Regions from separate parts of the Homo sapiens genome. Here region 2 is linked to region 1. Evidence: read pairs that join two places in POLR2A ChIA-PET (ENCODE). Cell type or tissue: PC-9. All regions are shown on one strand. Each heading gives the region's core, and the rest is flanking DNA. Links, peaks and the distances in the headings are about the cores only. Region 1 has its middle 8.2 kb from the start of SLC15A3. Region 2 overlaps CYB561A3 (cytochrome b561 family member A3).

What was found. Peaks named below come from ENCODE experiments on the same cell type or tissue, not always from the same donor. Only the 100,000 strongest peaks of a DNase experiment are listed, where the experiment ranks them.
Region 2: POLR2A ChIA-PET joins it to region 1 with 11 read pairs; 3 of 35 experiments call an interaction of 5 or more read pairs at or near these places.

What each region holds. Positions count from the first base shown.
Region 1 is chr11:60,957,688-60,963,059 of GRCh38, forward strand. No RefSeq gene overlaps it. Among named protein-coding and RNA genes, the nearest start is that of SLC15A3, 8.2 kb to the left of the region's middle. In PC-9, for the core only: no CTCF peak of the experiment used is centred there; a DNase peak (open chromatin) is centred at 2,964; H3K27me3 peaks cover 1,004 bases.
Region 2 is chr11:61,353,978-61,359,349 of GRCh38, forward strand. It overlaps CYB561A3 (cytochrome b561 family member A3), which reads right to left. Exons shown (of 7, transcript NM_153611.6): 2 at 3,756-3,851; 3 at 2,553-2,751; 4 at 1-15. The coding sequence starts at 2,736. Among named protein-coding and RNA genes, the nearest start is that of CYB561A3, 5.2 kb to the right of the region's middle. In PC-9, for the core only: no CTCF peak of the experiment used is centred there; no DNase peak of the experiment used is centred there.

The DNA of each region.
Region 1 (5,372 bases), core at 162-5,161:
GGTGGCGGGCACCTGTAATCCCAGCTACTCAGGAGACTGAGGCAGGAGAACTGCTTGAACCTGGGAGGTGGAAGTTACAGTGAGCCAAGATTGTGCTACTGCACTCCAGCCTGGGAGACAGAGCAAAACTCTGTCTCAAAAAAAAAAAAAAAAGAAGAAGAAGAAGAAAAAGAAAAGAGGTTTAATTGGCTCATGGTTCTGCAGGCTGCATAAGAAGCATAGTGCCAGCATCTGCTTCTGGTGAGGCCTCAGGAAGCTTGCAATCATGATGGAAGGCAAAGGGGAGCCAGCATGTCACATGGCGACAAAGAGAACAAGAGAGAGAAGGGGGAGACCCCAGAGTCTTTTAAACAACCAGATCTCCCATAAACTAACAGAGCAAGAACTCCCTATTACCATAAGGGATGGGGATGGTGATGAGCCATTCATAAGGATCTGCTACAACGATCAAATCACCTCCTGTCAGACCCCACCTCCAAAACTAGGGATTACATTTCAGCATGAGATTGAGGGGACAAACATCCAGCCTATAACAGTTCTCCCTCATCATCCCTCGCGGCAACTCATGTCACACGAGCCTGCTTACTTGCCTGTTTCTCTCACTGGACTAGTGACTTTTTGAAGACAGGGCTCGTGTTTTCTTCCTCTCTGTTTCAGTGCCTGGCACCATGCCTGGTACCTAGAAGTCACATCCTCTCCAAGGGAATACTCTGGAGTTGGGTCACCAGAGAAAGGGCCCTGGTTTGACCTCTTAAGAGCTGTGTGATCTTCAGCAATAACTTAACCTCTTCAGTTTCTTTATCTGAGAAATGGAGGAGAAAAATTATACTTAACGTAGAGGGGTTTTGGTGAGTATCAAAAAGAGATAATAACCCAGCATGGTGGCTGGCATAGAGTAAGGGCTCAAGAAATGTCTGTACCTGCCAGGCGTGGTAGCTCATGCCTATAACCCCAGAGCTTTGGGAGATGAAGGCGAGAGGATCGCTTGAGCCCAGGAGATCGAGATTGGCCTGGGCAAATTGGCAACACTCCAACTCAGGCCTGGTGCGGTGCGGTAGCTCACGCCTGTAATCCCAGCACTTTGGGAGGCCGAGGAGGGTGGATCACCTGAGGTCAGGAGTTCGAGACCAGTCTGACAAATATGGTGAAACCCTGTCTCTACTAAAAATACAAAAATTAGCCGGGTGTGGTGGCGTGTATCTGTAATCCCAGCTACTGGGGAGGCTGAGACAGGAGAATCGCTTGAATCCAGGAGGTGGAGGTTGCAGTGAGCTGAGATTGTGCCACTGCACTCCAGCCTGGGTGACAGAACGAGACTCCATCTCAAAAAATAAGATAAAATAAAAACTCCATCTCTATAAAAAATTTAAAAATTAGCCAGGCAGGAGGCTGAGGTGGGAGGATCTCTTGAGCCTAGGTGGTCAAGGCTGCATTGAGCCATGATTGTGCCATTGCATTTCAGCCCGGGTGACACAGCAAGACCCTGGAGACAGACAGACAGAGAGAGAGAAAGAGAGAGAGAGAGAGAGGAAATATCTGCACCGTTATTAACTAATAAATTGAGTAAATATTGAGAATGCTCACAATGTGCTGAGTGCTATTCAAGGTGCTGAGGACACAACAGTGAATGAAACAGACAAACATCTCTGCCCTTGGGATGGGAAAGAGACAACAAGCAAATAAATATGGGATAGAATAGATTTAATGTCATACGTAATAAAGGCGATAATGAAAAAGAGTTAGAGACAGGGATGACAGCAGTTGCTTTTCGGATAGTGTATACTATAATACTAATTTACTGTAAGTCAGAATTTCTCAACATCGACACCACTGGCACTCTGGACTAGATACTTCTTTGCTGTGGGGAGCTGTGCTGTGAACTGTAGCGTGTTCAACAGCGTTCCTGGCCTCTATTCACAGATGCTTGCTGCACTCCATCCCCCACAGTTGTGACAACTGAAAAATGTCTTAGACATTACCAAACATCCCCTGGGGGCAAAATTATTCCTCGCTGAAAACTGCTGCTACAAATAAATGTCTGCTGAATGGTGCCTCCCCCATGAAAGTATATGTCCACATCCTAATCCCTGAAACCTGTGAATATTACCTCGTAGGGTGAAATATTTGCTTAAATTAAAGATCTTGAAGAAGGGAGCTTATTCTTGACTATTGAGATGGACCCTAACAGCTGTCAGAAATGCCCTATGAAGTGACACAAGAGGTTTGGGAAAAAATTAAAATATCAAGTGCCCGAACAAGAGAAAGGCAGAGTGAGATTGGATAGACCCTCATAGAAGAGAAGCCACAAGCCAAGGGATGCCAGGGAACTCCCACTGCCACCAGGAGGTAAAAGAGGGCAGGAACAGATTCTCCCCTAGTGACTCTTGAGGGAAAGCAGCCCTGTCAACACCTTCATTTTAGACTTCCAGCCTCCAGAATTGTGAGAGAAGACATTTCTGATGTTTTAAACCACCGTGTCTGTAGTAATTTGTTACAGCAGCCTAGAAAACTAATACAGAAGGGATGCATCATCAGTGCCGGTGGTTTCACCATCAAGAGCTATAATCCAAGATTCCCATGGGGTGTGGGGGCACCAAGGGGAAACTTCCCTTTTGCCCTCTGAAGTTTCACTGAAAAATCTCAGAGAAGAGGCATATAAATAGGAGAAAAAGCATACAGATGTATTTAATGTGTGTACATGGGAGCCTACAGAGTGAATACCCAAAGAGACGAGGGAACTTGTCCACTTTGATGCTTAGGTTCAGCAAAGTGTGGACAGCCGTGTAGATACAGAATTGAACAAAAAGCGTATGATCTAATGCTCTACCGACTGAGCTATCCAGGCTCCCTAAGGGTATGATCTAATGCTAACGGACTGAGTGGGGAAACCTAGCAAGGCCCGTCTGTCTAGATTCTTCCTGGCCTCTCTGTGCTGCATTCCTTCCTTCTGGGTGTAGGACAGGACTCTCGCTGGAATGGGAGTCTTATGACCTACATACAGTCAAACAAGGCCTGTCTGGCTAGATTCTTCTAGGTATCCTGGGTTCTAGATTCTTCTTGGTATCCCAGGTTCTAGATTCTTTTTGGCCTCTCTGTGCTGCATTCCTTCCTTCTGGGGGTAGGACGGGGCTCTCTCTGGAATGGGAGTCTTACAACCTACATAGAGTCAAACAAAGCCGAAACCAAGAAAATTTCTTTATGGCCAGTTTTTATACAGAAAGGTGGAGGGAAACTTAGAGTAGAGTAATATAATTAGGTTTTATGGCTGACTTTGGGGGAAAAGGGTTCTGTTTCTACCTGCCTTGGAGAAGAGGGATTCCAGTTTCTATGGCTAATCTTGGGGGAGCATGGGACTGAGAGACTTGAGGGCAGAAGGTTAGAGAAAAATGGTTGCTTCTGAGGCTACTGTGGAGGACTTTATTTGGGGTATCATTTTCTAAGCCTCAACAGGGAATTTAGGAAAGAGCCATTGACATGGATGCATTCTATGTGCAGATCACATGAAGCTAGAAGGGTTAGTCCAATTGGGCAATGGGTTCTGGACCACTGACAGGGGAGCTCTATATGAATGAAGTGGATAGATCTGAATATCAGGTCCCCCTCTTGGGAACCTAAGACCCAACTGGAAAGGGCCAGAATGATGTGGCTTAGCAGCATCAAGACAAAAAAATAGCCCTGGGATTTTTTCAACAACAAGAAGTTCAGGATGAGTCAACCTTTAGGCCACCCTAGGCTACAGCATGACAGTGGTTGTCAAGGTAGTGTGACTATAGGTGACTTTTTTTCTTTTCCTAATTTTCCAGAATTCCTCTAATGTAGTTCGGAGGCTTTGATTGTTATAATAAAGGTTAAATTTGGTATCAGGGACCTCACTCTGCTAGACCCCAGACTGATTAGTTCCTTCATAGAGTGTTGGGTTCAGTGGACACCACACTTCAATGGAAACTGATCAGGCACCTTGGAATCCTATACATAAGGGGGAACAGAGAGCTGGGCTGCCCCTTGAAGAGAGCTTACGTGTCTCAAGTAATGCTTAGGAGAAGAACTAGGTCGGATATTCAAGATGCTAAGTTTCAGCTCTGAGCACCATGGTTCTTCTCTCCCTTCTCAAAGTGAGGTTCATGAACCCCTAAGGATCCCTGAAACCCTTTCAGTGGTCCACGAGTTCAAAATTATTTGCATATAAACATAAAGATACAATTTGCCTTTTTCACTGACATAATTTGCCTGGAGCAAAAGCAATGATGAGTAAAACCACTTGTGCCTTCACATGAATCAAAGCCTTGGCGCCAGGCTGGGCACGGTGGCTCACGCCTGTAATCCCAACACTTTGGGAGGCTGTGGCAGGCAGTTCATTTGAGGCCAGGAGTTTGAGATCAGTCTGGCCAACATGGCTAAACTCTGTCTCTACTAAATATACAAAAATTAGCCAGGCATGGTTGCACGTGCCTGTAATCCCAGCTTCTCAGAAAGCTGAGGCAGGAGAATCATTAAAACCTGGGAGGTGGAGGTTTCAGTGAGCCAAGATCACGCCACTGCACTCCAGACTGGGCTACAGAGTGACACCTTGCCAAAAAAAAAAAAAAAAAAAAAAAAAATAGCAGTGGCATCAAGCTGCAGTAGTAGCTGTTGGAGTTTTTCATCCTGATGCATTCAGAGGATGCGTTCTTTTATTTAAGAATGTCCTCAATGAAGCAGTTAAAATTATTAATATTATTAAAGCACAATCTTTATTCTATGTGACAAATAAGAAGTAAGCAAAAAGCACTCCTGCTGAATACTACAGTATGAAGGTAGCTCTGGGAAAAAAAGCACTTGTGCTATTTTTGGATTTGCCAGCTGAACTAGACGTTTTCCCCCATGGAACACCATTTTTACTTGAAACTATGGTTATTCAGACTTAAAAATTTGGCAGACAATTGTTTGAAAATGAATAAAGTGAGCCTGTCACTTGAAAGAAAGAGACAGTATTTGTTGCCATTGATGAAATCAGAGCTTTTAAGTAAAAATTCAAATGTTAGAAAACCCGTGTCATGATCTTGACATCTTTCCAATACTCAAAGTTCTCTGATGGGATCAGAGATGATATCAATGAATGTGATTTTTGATACTGTGTAACGAAATATGTCAACATTTGGAAGATCTGAATAACTTCTGCATCTGTGAACCAGTATGTTCTACAATAACTGAGGCATGTTATTACAAAATCATGCCTGGATAAGAGATCCATTCAAAGTACAAGATAGAACAATGGATTTTAAAAATGGACTGTAGAACAGTATGTTCCACAATGACTGAGACATATTTTTACAAAATCATGCACGGATAAGAGATCCATTCAAAGTACAAGATAGAACAATGGACTTGAAAAA
Region 2 (5,372 bases), core at 189-5,188, 400 kb after region 1:
GGTACACCAGTGACGCTGCAGGAGAGAGTAGTGCCAGGGCTCAGCCTCTCCCCTCGAGCTCACCCAGACATCAGGGAATAACCCTGATAGGATCCTACACAGCTTCCCAGCAAGGGAACAGGAAATGCTAGGGCACTGGTATCAACTCCTCGGCATCTTCTACCCTCCCATGATTTGTGGGATAACAGCCATGAAGGGAGGAGAGAAGGGCCAGTTAAAAAGGGAGGAGTGGTCAGGCAAGGTGGCTCATGCCTGTAATTCCAGCACTTTTTGGGAGGCCAAGGTGGGAGGACTGCTTGAGGCCAGGAGTTTGAGGTTACAGTGAGCTATGATCATGCCACTGCAATCTAGCCTGGGCCACAGAGAGAAATAAATAAATAAACAGATTCCAATTAAAAAGGGAGGAGGGCTGGGCACGGTGACTCATGTCAGCACTTTGGGAGGCCAGAAGTTCAAGATCAGCCTGGGCAACATAGCAAGATCCTGTGTCCACAAAAAATAAAAATAAAAAATATTATCCGGGCATGGTGGCACATGCCTGTTCTCTCAGCTACTTGGGGGACTGAGGTGGGAGGATCACTTGAGCCTAAGAGTTCAAGGCTGCAGCAAGCTATGATCATCCCACTGCACTCTAGCCTGAAAAAGAGGGAAACCTGTCTCCTAAAAAAAAAGTGGAGGGGGGAAGCAGGTTTCTTGGACCTCTCATTCTATTTTCACAATAATAAATTCAGCTTGTTTGCAGTTTCTAGGCTAAAAAGCATCATGACAGTCATTGTTTCATCAAACTGAATTGTCACAAGTGAGGCTGGCTGTCAACACAGGTACTAAGGTCAGGCAACATAGGTCCAAATCCAGGCTCTGCCTCTTAGCTGTTTGGCCTCTCCTTTCTTTTTTTTTTTTTTTTTTTTTGAGACAGAGTCTCGTTCTATCATCCAGGCTGGAGTGCAGCGGCGCAATCTCAGCTCACTGCAAGCTCCGCCTCCCGGGTTCACGCCATTCTCCTGCCTCAGCCTCCCAAGTAGCTGGGACTACAGGTGCCTGCCACCATACCCGGCTAATTTTTTGTATTTTTAGTAGAGACGGGGTTTCACTGTGTTAGCGAGGATGGTCTCGATCCCCTGACCTCATGATCCGCCCACCTCAGTCTCCCAAAGTGCTGGGATTACAGGCGTGAGCCACCACGCCTGGCCTGGCCTCTCCTGTCTAACTCTCAATTTCCTCATCTGTAAAAGGGATATAACAGAGCCCACCTCACAAACTTGTAAGAACAAAATGGGATGATATATGTGAACTGCACATGGTAAGCTGCTATCATCAATGGCATCGTATTGCCATTTTACAAATGGGGAAAATGAGGCTCACCAGGGCCCCAAGGCACAGATTTGAAAGCATGGGACAAAGATTACAAAGATGGATCCCAGGTTGGGCGCAGTGGCTCACACCTGTAATCCCAGCACTTTGGGAGGCAGAGGCGGGTGGATCACCTGAGGTCAGGAGTTCGAGGCCAGCCTGACCAACATGGTGAAACCCCATCTCTACTAAAAAATATAAAAATTAGCTGGGCATGATGGCGGGCACCTATAATCTCAGGTACTTGGGAGGCTGAGGCAGGAGAATGGCCTGAACCCAGGAGGCGGAGGTTGCAGTGAGCCAAGATCACGCCATTGCACTCCAGCCTGGGCAACAAGAGCAAAACTCCATCTCAAAAAAAGAAAAAAAAAAAAAAGATGGATCCCGGAAGAGCAAGCAAGTCCCTCATTCGGTGGCCTGACTAAACCATGAGAGGCTTCAATCTCCTGTTCTCTAGAGCTGGTTAAAAACTACAGCTCAGGTCGGGCATGATGGCTCAAGCCTGTAATCCCAGCACTTCAGGAGGCTGAGGTGGGCAGATCACAAGGTCAGGAGATCAAGACCATCCTGGCTAACACGGTGAAACGCTGTCTCTACTAAAAATACAAAAAAAAATTAGCCGGTCACGGTGGCAGGCGCCTGTAGTCCCAGCTACTCGGGAGGCTGAGGCAGGAGAATGGCGCAAACCTGGGAGGTGGAGCTTGCAGTGAGCCGATATCACGCCACTGCACTCCAGCCTGGGCGACACAGCAAGACTCCGTCTAGAGAAAAAAAAAAAAAAAAAAAACACTACAGCTCAAAGGCCAAATCCAGCTCGCTACCTATGTTTGCAAATAAAGCTTTATTGGAACACGTGATCCACACTTGTGTGTATGTGTTGTCTATGGCTGCTCTCACAATACAGTGGCAGAGCTGAGTAACTGCAACACAGATTCTGTCTTGCAAAACTGAAATATTTATCTGACCCTCTATAGAAAGTTTGCCAACTCCTGCCCTAGAGTATTTGTGAAGCCACCCTTCTGAGATGCCCCCCATCTTAACCCCTTCCTCCCCCAAATGACAGCTAGGCCCAGAGACAGCCCAACCCACCCTACCCCCATAGCCCCAAGCCCAACATTTACAAAGGCCAGCCTTGGAGAGGGAAAGTGCAGCTTTGTCCAGCCTGAGCCCTATCCCGCCTCCCTTCCTGACCTCTTACTCACCACCTCCATAGAATACCACCATGCCAGCAACCATAAGCACTGGGTGCCAGTTGAACATGTAGATGCTGCCATTCCAGGCAAAGCCACCACGCCAGTACTGCATCCAGTAGATAGTGAAGAGGATGCACATAGAGCCCAGGGACCCCAGCAGCAGGCAGGACAAGTAGAACCGTCCAGACACCATTCTGATCACGCACTCCTAGAAGAAGGAGAAGTCACAAATCTCCACTGGCTCAGATGCACCCAGTTCTCTGGCTAAAGGAGGTAACACTGATTTAGCTCTTGGCCTGTGGGATGGAATCTTTTTGCTTCAGTTCCCCTGCATCAGCCTGGGCACCACCCCCCGCCCGAGGCCTCAATGCCTGGGTGGGCCTGATCTTCAGTCACAATGACTGAGGCCCCACCCCAGCACCTGGCAGTGCCCAGACAGAGCAGCAAACTCAAGGCTATGGCTGGCCCTGGCGAAGGCCAGATGCCAAGGCCCAAGACCCAGAGTCCTGGGATTCCTCTCCCCTCACAGGACCAGAAGGTAAAGAATTACCACCCCATACCCCCCAGGAAAAAAGGGACAGGAATCAAAATCCAGGCTAAATTACGCAAACACCCAGGCCTTGGGTTCTAAGATAAGAAGGCAAAAATTACAGTCTGAAAAGAGCAAACACCCCACTATTACCCTAGACAGGAAGGAGTCAGAAAAGTTCTTCCCCATAGAGTAAGCTCTATGGGGCTAATCTTCACTGGAGAGGTAACCAGGCCTTCACTCCACTGCCCACACTCCACACCTTGAACCAGCTGATGCCCCTCAGCTGTCTCCAGCCCTGAGACTTCTGCTTTCTCTTCCTCTGGGGAAAGTCCAGAGAAAAAAAGAGGAAGCAACAACTCATGGTCCAGAAAGCAAGAGATTTATTTTGAGATTTCCACAAGTCCTTGATAAACCCAGAAACCAACTCTGGTTTCAGGCATGGCAAATGCTTAAAGCCCTGAGCAGTTGCTCTTAAACGCTAGGTGAGTGGGCAAAGCCACAGGACTGGCCCTGCTTTCAGCTAATATGTAGGCAGCACGGGCCCAGGCATCAAGGCAGTCACCCTGTCCCACGGACTCACACCAAGAAGGCAACAGTGTGGCTTCCTGCATTGAGGTCCCTCACTCGGAAGCAGCTAATAGCCAATAGCCCCCACGGAGGTAAAACATTTGACTGCTCACCTTTAGCCCTAATGATAGGCTCAGAGAACTGGCCTGGGCTCCAATTCCTGCGAAATGGGCACCTTGAGCAAATCACTTAACATTTGCAGGACTCACCTGCAAGAAAGGCGTGGCAGTAAGAATACTTGAACAGTAAGAATAACGAACACCAGCTACGAGCACCAGAGCCTTACACACAAGATCCCATTTACTCCTCTTAACCCTGGGAGGCATATTATTCCGTGAGGAAACTAAGGCTGAGAGAGATAAGTAATTAGCATGAGGACCCAGTGAGAGTGGGTGGGGAGTTCCAAATCCTGTGTGTTTAGCTTCAAGGCCCACGCTGCTTCCTTGACCACAGGTTGTCAGATCAAGTGAGAAAATGAATGTAGCACACTGTAGAAGTCAAGTATTAGAATTCTTCGCTGGGCGCGATGGCTTATGCCTGTAATCCTGCACTTTGGGAGGCTGAGGCAGGTGGATCACCTGAGGTCAGGAGTTCGAGACCAGACTGATCAACATGGTGAAACCCCGGTCTCTACTAAAAATACAAAATTAGCCAGGAGTGGTGGTGGGCGCCTGTAATCAATCCCAGCTACTCAGGAGGCTGAGGCAGGAGAATTGCTTGAACCAGGGAGGCAGAGGTTGCAATGAGCCAAGATTGTGCCATTGCACTCCACCCTGAGCAATGAGAGCGAAACTTCATCTCAAAAAAAAAAAAAAAAAAAGGCTGGGTGAGGTGGCTCACACCTGTAATCCTAGCACTTTGGGAGGCCGAGGCGGGCAGATCATAAGGTCAAGAGATCGAGACCATCCTGGCCAATATGGTGAACCCCCGCCCCCATCTCTACTAAAAATAAAAAATTAGCTGGGCATGGTGGCGCGCGCCTTTAGTCCCAGCTAGCTACTCGGTAGGCTGAGGCAGGAAAATCGCTTGAACCCGGGAGGTGGAGGTTGCAGTGAGCTGCGATCACGCCACTGCACTCCAGCCTGGCGACTGAGCGAGACTCCATCTAAAAATATATATATATACATAGAATTCTTAGTCATTGCTGTCATGCACTTCATCCTAACTACTAACATGCAGCTCATGTTCCTTGTGCCTGCCCAGGCCTCTCAGTGGCCCTCAGCCATGCCATGCCAGCTCTCCCCATGCTAGGGGTCCACCTACTTAGGTAAAGATGCACAAGGTGACCCAAGTTGGCAGTAATCTCTGAGAAAGGAAGGTCCAGCCAGGCTCGGTGGCTCAAGCCTGTAATCCCAGCACTTTGGGAGGCCGACGCGGATGGATCACCTGAGGTCAGGAGTTTGAGACCAGCCTGGCCAACATGGTGAAACCACGTCTCTACTGAAAATGCAAAAATGTGCTGGGTGTGGTGGCGCACGCCTGTAATTCCAGCTACCAGGGAGGCTGAGGCAGGAGAATTGCTTGAACCCTGGAGGTGGACGTTGCAGTGAGCCGAGATCGCGCCACTGCTCTCCAGCCTGGGGGACAGAGTGAGACTCTGTCTCAAAAAAAAAAAAAAAAAAGAAAAGAAGGTCCAAGGGCTGCAGGGAAAAAGCTTCCATGAAGCTGGCAGGAGAAAATCATGCCACCAGCCTCCTAGAAGATTTGTGACTCAACTACTTAACTCAGAG